2 separate regions of the Homo sapiens genome follow, and region 2 is linked to region 1. Evidence: chromatin loops called from intact Hi-C (ENCODE). Cell type or tissue: HepG2. All regions are shown on one strand. Each heading gives the region's core, and the rest is flanking DNA. Links, peaks and the distances in the headings are about the cores only. Region 1 overlaps SCFD1 (sec1 family domain containing 1). Region 2 overlaps SCFD1 (sec1 family domain containing 1).

Region 1 (4,401 bases), core at 115-4,114:
GGTAGTAAGTTCAAAAACAAAACAAACCATGATTATTCTAAAGGTTAAAGTCTGTAATTTCTAAATATTATGAGTTATATGTTACAAGAAATACTTTGTTTAGGGAAATCTTACTATTGGGATTTACTTCTAACAGTGACATGTGAAGAAAAATATGTAATTCTCCTTAAAAATAAACTACATATGGTTATGTAATAGCCAGTCTATCTAGCAAAAGGCAGACATTACCGTAGAAGTTGGTGGTCCCCCTTTGTCTCATGAAACAAAATCATTTTGTCCACAGTTGACGATAAATAAGAACCGGGCGCAGGCTAAGCCGTAAAGTATAGCACATTTGTCTCTAATGTGCCCAAACTTCCTATTGTGCCTTTTCACATATAGTCTAAGAGGGTGAAGATAAGCTGATTCTCGACAGTACTACGAACGAGTAAGAAAAAGTAGCTTTAGTATTTGGTAGTAGCTCCTTACCAGGAGGTAGAATGAGAGAGATTGACAATAATTTCTAAAAGGGATAATGAGGCCAGGCACAGTGGCTCATACCTGTAATCCCAGCACTTGAGAGGCTGAGGTGGGAAGATCACTTGAGCCCAGGAGTTCAAGACCTGCCTGGGCGACATAGTGAAACCCCATCTCTACAAAATATACAAAGATTAGCCAGGTGTGGCGGTGCGTGCCTGTAGTCCCAGCTAGCATCACTGCACTCCAGCCTGGGCAAGAGAGCCTGACCTTGTCTCAGAAAAAAAGAAAAAGAAAAAAATAACTTATTAAACCACAAATAAAGATTAAGTATATAAAATACCACAAGCAAACATTATAAGAAAGAAAAGTGTGGAGGAAAGAAAAGATCTTGTTTTTTTCTGAATACAGGTAAATAAACAATATTCAGGTCTGAATAACTGATTCTTTTGATTTGGCCTTTAAAACCCTTCTCACTGCAAACTGAGTTTCTGTGTAAAATATTATCTCAGTTTTGCCTTAAAATATTCCAGTAAAAGTAAATAAAAAACACAAATGGGATAGATGAAACAAGAATGGATACTGACTTAATTGAAGGATTCAGGAGAGTTTGATAATGCATATTTGAAAATTTCCAAAATTAAAAGTAAAAAACAAATCTTTTGAAAAGATACCAAATTAATAATGACTGAAGCAGAATATCTATATATTAGAATAGAAAAATCACAGAAACAAAAAAGTCATTTAAAAGTGTCCTATATACAAAATGAAGGACTAAAAGAAAGAAAATGCGAAATCGAGGTACAATTTTATTATCCCCAAATATAAATTCTATTTAAAATATTTTGTTTAGTCCAATTTACATAGGACTTTAGATATGAAGTTCATTAGCTTATTAATATTCTCTGATTATATGTTAAAAGAAATGATATTCATTATGTAACAGTTCACTATTCTAAATAGGTTAGGTTCATTCTTTCAATTAACGTACTTTCAACAACCTGATGGTAAATACAAATCAAAATGTAAGTAAAGTCCAAATCCAAATGAACAATTTTTTTTTAAAAAAGTATAAAATTACAGAGCTCTGAGCTACACATGTAAAAAATACCCTCAGAGTCTTAAATACACTAATAAAGAACTCCTTGATTTCTAACTCAGGAACAGAAAACCAAATACCACATGGGAGCTCAACAATGAGAACACATGGACACAGGGAGAGGAACAACACACATCGGGGCCTGTAGGAGGCCGGGAGAGCAATAGGGAAGTGAGCTAATGGATGCTGGGCTTAATACCTAGGTGATGGGCTGATCTGTGCAGCAAACCACCAAGGCACACATTTACCTATGTAACAAACCAGCACACCCTGCACATGTACCCCAGAACTTAAAAAAAAAGGAACTCCTTGATTTTATGATTCCTATTTATTACTTGAATAAATCCAGGAGTTGCTTTACCTGAGCAGTTAGCCTGTCAACATTTATGTTTAAAAGTTACCAGTATGTTTTCTAACAAGTGTACTTACTTGCTGTTTCAAAACCAGGTTCTTCACTCCTTCCATCACAAACTGTGATCCTGTATTCATGACTCGTGATAAAAGACTAGGTAGGGGCAAAAGAGAAGGACCATTCTAAGTACAAAGTGCCTCTCCAATCTGTTATCGATAAAATATTTACCTGATTACACACCACATGCTGATGCTCGCTGTACCTACCACCTTTGTTTTCACTAAACAGAAGGGTCTTGAGAATTTCTGCTGCCATGGGTATCACAGCTGCAATTTTATTTAACAATAAAATAGTAATTAAAATACTCTGATTAGTCAATAATTATTAAAAAATACAAAAATAAAGAGCTGCCCTCAAAATAAACATCTTAATTTCCTAGTCTTAGCTATATTTTTTTTTTGCGAGTTATAATTTGAAGAGAATTCCTTGCCTTCCTGATTGTCTAATGCTAAAAAAAACCAATTTAAAGCTAGTAACTTGGACAATTTGCTTTAGGAGTTCAAACCATATGAACATATTGAAAATATATATGCAAGTATTACGAGTAAGTCAAACATTACTGTGTTCTCTTTTATCAGCAGCTGGATCCAATTCTACATTGTATATTTTCTCTCCTCTCTATACATAAAATCTATCATAAAAAAATGTGAAACAGAACAGACTTAGCGAATTTTGCCTCAACTCTGAGAATGTTGTCTACATTTTAAACAACAACAACAAAACACCAATAAGTGACTTGCCATACTGGGTTTATATCTGTGGTTCAAACAGTCTCTCACATGGAATTAAAAGATGTTTTGTGGGACAGATTAGTAATCCTGCATTAAAATCTCAGAAGGCTAGGGACAGCTTTCAGATCACCCAAGAGCTTCTTATAACATATTTATCAAAATCCCAATTGTAAAATCATAAGAACTCTAATAGGCTAATGTTCAATAAGATTTTTAAGGGATGAAACTGAAAAGTCTATTTTATTAAACACATGGAAGTAATTTTCCAAAAATATTTTCCTTTTCCTCATCTTGCCTTACTCCCCTCTGAAATGAAGAGATGGACAGGATGGAAATCTTTTCATTAACAGAAGCAAGAGAAAGTAATCCTTGTTGGAATGAATGGCCCTGGAGCGATTCCTGTCACCAGGCAACTCTGTGGGGGTGTGCTAACCTGCGCAGCACTGTCTGAAGGTGAGGCCAGCTGGATTCCTTTTGCCAAGTACTTATAAGGCTGAGTGCTTTTGTTTTTGGAAATTATTTCATTAAAACCAGTTACTCAGTGTGGGGCTAGGATAAACCTGTTCTCCTCTGGCTTCCTGCTTTTGTTTTAGCTCTAAAAAGTAAGCTAGGAATTGGAAACTGTATGGTACCAAAAAGAGTAGTCAGAATTACCTTGTTCAGTTTCTCTGAAAATCACACATACTCCACTGGGGTCTCTGGAGTAAGATGTCATACCTAGCCCTGAGGACTTCCTATCATTTAGCACTGCTTGAATCTATCCTGAAGCCAGGCCTAGCTTCAAGTCTATATTAGTTATCAACATTGGTACTAAAACAGTTTTAACCTTCAAATGTTTTCTGAAAATGAAAACTATGTTATAATAACAAACAAGCATATGAATAAAAACCATCGAGAAGACAATATTTGTTGTAGAAAATTTGGAAAATAAAGAAAAGTACCCCAAAGAAAAAAACTATACCCCTTGGAATTACCCACTATTAACATTTAGGTGTATATCATTTCAGCTATGCAATTAAATGTATGTATGTGTTTACTCATCCACACAGATACACACAGATGGATAAATGGATAAATAGGGATGATACTATAAAAAATGTTATCTAAGTTTCAGCTCATACCATGTAAAAGACATTAACTTACATTTTAAAGTGAGAATCTGAATGTGCCCAACACTAAAAAATGATAAATGTTTGAGGTGATATGCTAATTACTCTGATTGGATAATTACACATGGTATGTATTAGCACACTGTACCCCATAAATATGTACAATTATTAAATGTCAATGAAAAATAAGTTAAAAAATAGAAAAAAAAAACCAGGAGAACTTCAGCCATCTAAATGTCACCAAAGGCATGGTGACATTTTCCGCATTCAAAGTATCAGACATTGTGTTTTTAAGGCATGAAAGTCTAAGTAAGGTTTTGAGTACAAAGATGCAAAAGAATTATTAAAAATACTTACCCCATTGGTTTAGTGGTAGTGCTGCCATAGCTGGCCGGAGCTGAGGCCATCTTGGTAAAAGCCCTATGAAAGAAGGAAGTTGTACTTAAAAGCTAATTATTAGAACTAACTCTGGGTGTCACGGTATTAAAATATCTACTGACTAACTCTAACTTCTATGATGCAGACATTTTCTGAAAAGAGAATTTTTCAACGAATACAAGTACACTACAATTAGTACTAAAACACTGAATTATT
Region 2 (4,401 bases), core at 206-4,205, 52 kb after region 1:
GGAGGCTGAGGCAGGAGAATCGCTCGAACCTGGTAGGCAGAGGTTGCAGTGAGCCGAGATCGCACTCCTGCACTCCAGCCGGGGCGACGGGGCAAGACTCCATCTCAAAAAAATAAATAAATAAATAAAATAAAAAATAAAAAAAATGCTTCTCTTACAACCTTTTAAAAAATACATATTTATTTGGAAACCATTTTTTTTTTATTCTTGACTGGAAAAAAAGGTAAACTTTAATTAAAGTCCCTATGTCTATTAGTATAACTTCCGATTTAATGTTTCAAATAATAAGAGTCAGTAGCAGAGGGTGAAAGGTACAAAAAGAGAACCTAAGATTTGAAAAAATAAAGGCCAAGTAAAAAAACAGAGATAAAATAATGTCCATCCCTTTGACTGAAGTCCACAGCTCTGCAGCTGAACAATCAAATCCACCTCTCCTGCAACCAAGATATAATAAAAAAGAATCAGGGCTTCTAATTACTAATTTTGCTTCTTATATCCCAATAAAAGGAGATGGGCACTGCAAAGTTGCTTTTTCTTTTTTTTTTTAACCAGAAGTGTGTATTTCCCGTTTAAAATGAGAAAAATCATCTTTCTGACACAGAGGGAAGCTGTGTGAATTTTCATAGTTGTTTGTAAGTTCTAATATATAAACAATTATCAATGGTGCAGATTTTCAGGCAAAGACATTTAATATAAAAAGTAAACTGCAATTTTAAGTTAACATTTACTATTTACTTACTCCATCTTGTGGAGGCAAAGGGTATAATTATTAAGCGTTTTAAAAGCTCTGAAGACCTTCAAAAGTAGCAGGTTTAGCAATCAACAAAAATTTTTGTGATTATAATTTATGACATCTCAGTTATAGTTTGTTCATATCCAGAAACTGCATTAAGATTAATAAACAGAATTAAGTCATTTTAAGTTGCATAGTTAATTATAACCAACCTCTTCAAAGATTCCCAACTTTTTATGTGAAGATTAAACAAAAAAACTCTACCATCTACTTTCACCACCTTTTATTTTTAAAAGGATATTTTCACTTCAAATAGTAGGAAATAAAAATTGTATAAAGGCCAGTATAAAAACACATTTCATAGTCCTTTTTATTCTCATCTCATTCTGAAACAGTGAAAACCTCATCAAGGACCAGTATTATCCTTGTTTGGTTTTAGGGAATCTCTGCCCTAAGTTATATTTCCCAATTTCCTCTTCTGACAATGGAGACTGAGTCTACCCTTTTTATGTTGCAATTATTTGTACATGTGTCTTATCTCCTGTACTCAAAGCACCCTGTACTTTAATTTCCTCCATCCAGGGGAATGAAGAGGGAGCCCAGGGACTCTTAAAGTTCAAGAATTGGAAAGGATCCCTAGACATCTCGGTGTTTTAGATTGCCTTAACACCAACACCACTGGCAGGTGTGATGAGGCACCCGTGATCTGTATGCTATGCTCTTATTAAGACACTTGCCCCTTGCTCCTACCCAACAGTAAGGGCCCCACCAACCAAATATGATTTGAGACTACCAATACTATCTTATTATGCCCATTAATCCCTGTACAACTCTTTAACCTCCAATCCCACTGAGACCCCATCTCCTATTCTTACCCTACTCTAGAAATCCTGTCATCACTTCTGGAACCCATACTCAGTCATCAGCAAAATCTCCTATTCTGAACATCCTCTCTAAACTTTCCCTGTTCTTTCTTGCTCTAATTGAACTCCAACTGGCTAACCCCTGGAGCCTTCTCAAATGGGAACCTGATTTTTTTTTTTCTTTAACCTCTCACAGCTCATACCACTGGATCTGAGACTGGAATTAGGTGTCTTCCTTGCTACTCCCAGACTCTTTACTTGCCCTCTTTCCTAAAACTAGCTTTGAAACTCATGTTGTCAGCCTGTAACCATGGTTCTCAATTGGGCAATTTTGCCCCTTTCTGCCACCCGGGGTATAATTGGCGTGTGTAAGACGTTTTGATTGTCACAACTGAGGGAGTTCCACTGGCACCTAGAGAGTCAAGGCCAGGAATGATGCTAAACATCCTACAATGCACAGGACAGCTCCCCCTGCCCCCCAACAAAGAATGATCAGGTCCAAAACGTCAATAATGCCAAGGTTGAGAAATCCTGGTCCACAGTGCTCACTAATGCCACCTGCAGGACGCTCTTATCTCCTGCATCATTAACTTCGCTGTTTGGATCATTCCCATTAGTATACAAACATGTTGTAATTTCCGTCATTTAAAAATATTTTCTGTCCGGGTGCAGTGGCTCATGCTTGTAATCTCAGCACTTTGGGAGGCTGAGGACCAGACTTTTTTCCTGAACTCCAGACTCATGTAACTACCTACTCAACATTTACATTTTGATATCTTAATGGGCACCTCATTTTTTTTTTTTTGAGACAGGGTCTTTACTCTGTTACCCAGGCTGGAGGACAGTGATGTGATCACAGTTCACTGTAGTAGCCACAACCTGTTGGGGATCAACTGATCCTCCCACCTAAGCCTCCTGAGTAGGTGTGCCACCACAAGTCACTAATTTTTATTTTTTGTAAAGATGGTGCTTCCTTATGTTGCCAGGCTGGTCTTGAACTCCTGGGCCCACGTGATCCTCCTGCCTTGGCCTCCCCAAGTGCTGAGATTACAGGTATGAGCCACCATGCCTGGCCGGCATCTCACATTTAACATACCCAAAACTAAACATCTGATCTTCCCTGGGGAAACTGCCTTTTCCATCCCACTAAACAACAACGTCTTGCCATTTGCAAAGGCTAAAACCTTGGAGTCATCTTTGAGTTCTCTCTCTCTCTACATCTAACTCCCACATCTAACTTATCAGCAAATCCTATACTCTACAGTCAGTATAAAAAACACAGCCCTTACCATTTCTGTCCTGCTATAAGCTGCTATCATCTCAGCTAAGATAACTGCAACAGCCTCCTAACCGATCTTGCTCTTCCTGTGCCCCCAAGGAGTCCATTTTCAGTATAACAGCTAGAGTGACAGTCTTCAAATGTATATTAGAATCCCATGTGGTTCCCCATTTCCATCAAATTAAAGTCAATGGCCTTTACAATCACAATACAATCATATACTATAATCCCTAGAGTCCTGTATTATATTGCTTCCTGGGTCCTATTTATTTAACCTTTTCTCCTGCTTCTCTTCCCCTGCCTCTCTTCATTGTAGCCATCTGGCTGCCCTGCCATTTTCCAAACATATTAGTCATCCTTCTGCTTATGTTCTTTTCCCACATAGCTATATAATTCACTACCTTACCTCCTTTAGATCTTTACTCAAATGTCATTTTATCAGTGAGAACTTCCCTGTTTTAAAATTTCACTCCTGTTCACCATTATCTACTTTACTGTCTTTCAGGGTATCTTCCACCTTCTGAAATGCTGCAAGTTTTATTTTCTTTATTGCCTGTTTCCCCTACTAGAATGTAAGCTCTAGAAAGACAGGAAAGCTATTGTTTTTGTTACTATTGAAGCCAGGGTTTAGAAAGTGTGTTAAAGAGTAGGCACTCAAATATTGGTAGAACTGAATTCCTCCTCTCCCACCTCTTACTTGACCTCCTAAAGCCTGATTCCATGTTCTACTACTTAGGGTTTAATTTAAGAGTCCCTTTGATTCTTCTTGCCCTGTCTACTGAATTAAAGTTGACTGCTATTTCTTCGACACTCATCCTAGAGTCATGGCATAGAAGAATGGCCAATTTCCATCAGTAATTCTAAATCTGATTTATTTAAATAAACACTTTAGAGCCAATATCCAGGTTTTAAAGAAATAAACCAAATCATCTATTGCATGTCTTTCATTTCCTTTTTTTTTTTTTTTTGAGACTAGGTCTTGCTCTGTCACCCAGGCTGGAGTGCAGTGGCACAATCTTGGCCCACTGCAACCTCCGCCTCCTGGGTTCAAGCAATTCTCAAGCCTCAGCCACCCAAATAGTTAGGATTACAGGCGTGTGCCACCACGCTTGGCTAATTTTTGTATTTTCAATAGAGACAGGATTTCGCCACGTTGGCCAGGCTGGTCTTTAGCTCCTGGCCTCATGTGATCCGCCTGCCTTGGCCTCCCAAAGTGCTGGGATTATAGGCATGAGCCACTACACTCAGCTTTCATTCCCTGTTTATATGACATGTTGGGCAGTCTTTACTATCATGATATGATTATATAGTGTAATCCCTAGAGTCCTGAGCTAGGAGTTAGTAAACTACAGTGTTAGTTTTAACAAAGCCCATGATTTGAGTTCAAATTCTTTAACGTCTGTCTATCAAATAGAGACTATTCTGGCCTGATTACATAGTGTCTCATAGAGAAATTATTTGTGTACCTATTTTCTTTCCATTGTCTTTGAAGACTGAAGCCGTGTTTTATCACCTGTGTATGTCAC

Evidence for each region. Peaks named below come from ENCODE experiments on the same cell type or tissue, not always from the same donor. Only the 100,000 strongest peaks of a DNase experiment are listed, where the experiment ranks them.
Region 2: it touches region 1 in a loop (4-fold over the local background); 9 of 110 quality-filtered maps call a loop at or near these places.

The regions. Positions count from the first base shown.
Region 1 is chr14:30,705,649-30,710,049 of GRCh38, reverse strand. It overlaps SCFD1 (sec1 family domain containing 1), which reads right to left. Exons shown (of 25, transcript NM_016106.4): 18 at 4,165-4,227; 19 at 1,985-2,060. Among named protein-coding and RNA genes, the nearest start is that of SCFD1, 86 kb to the right of the region's middle. In HepG2, for the core only: no CTCF peak of the experiment used is centred there; a DNase peak (open chromatin) is centred at 1,689.
Region 2 is chr14:30,654,116-30,658,516 of GRCh38, reverse strand. The region is part of intron 10 of SCFD1 (sec1 family domain containing 1); the gene reads right to left. Among named protein-coding and RNA genes, the nearest start is that of SCFD1, 34 kb to the right of the region's middle. In HepG2, for the core only: CTCF peaks have their summits at 786 and 2,136 (motif pointing left); DNase peaks (open chromatin) are centred at 764 and 2,136.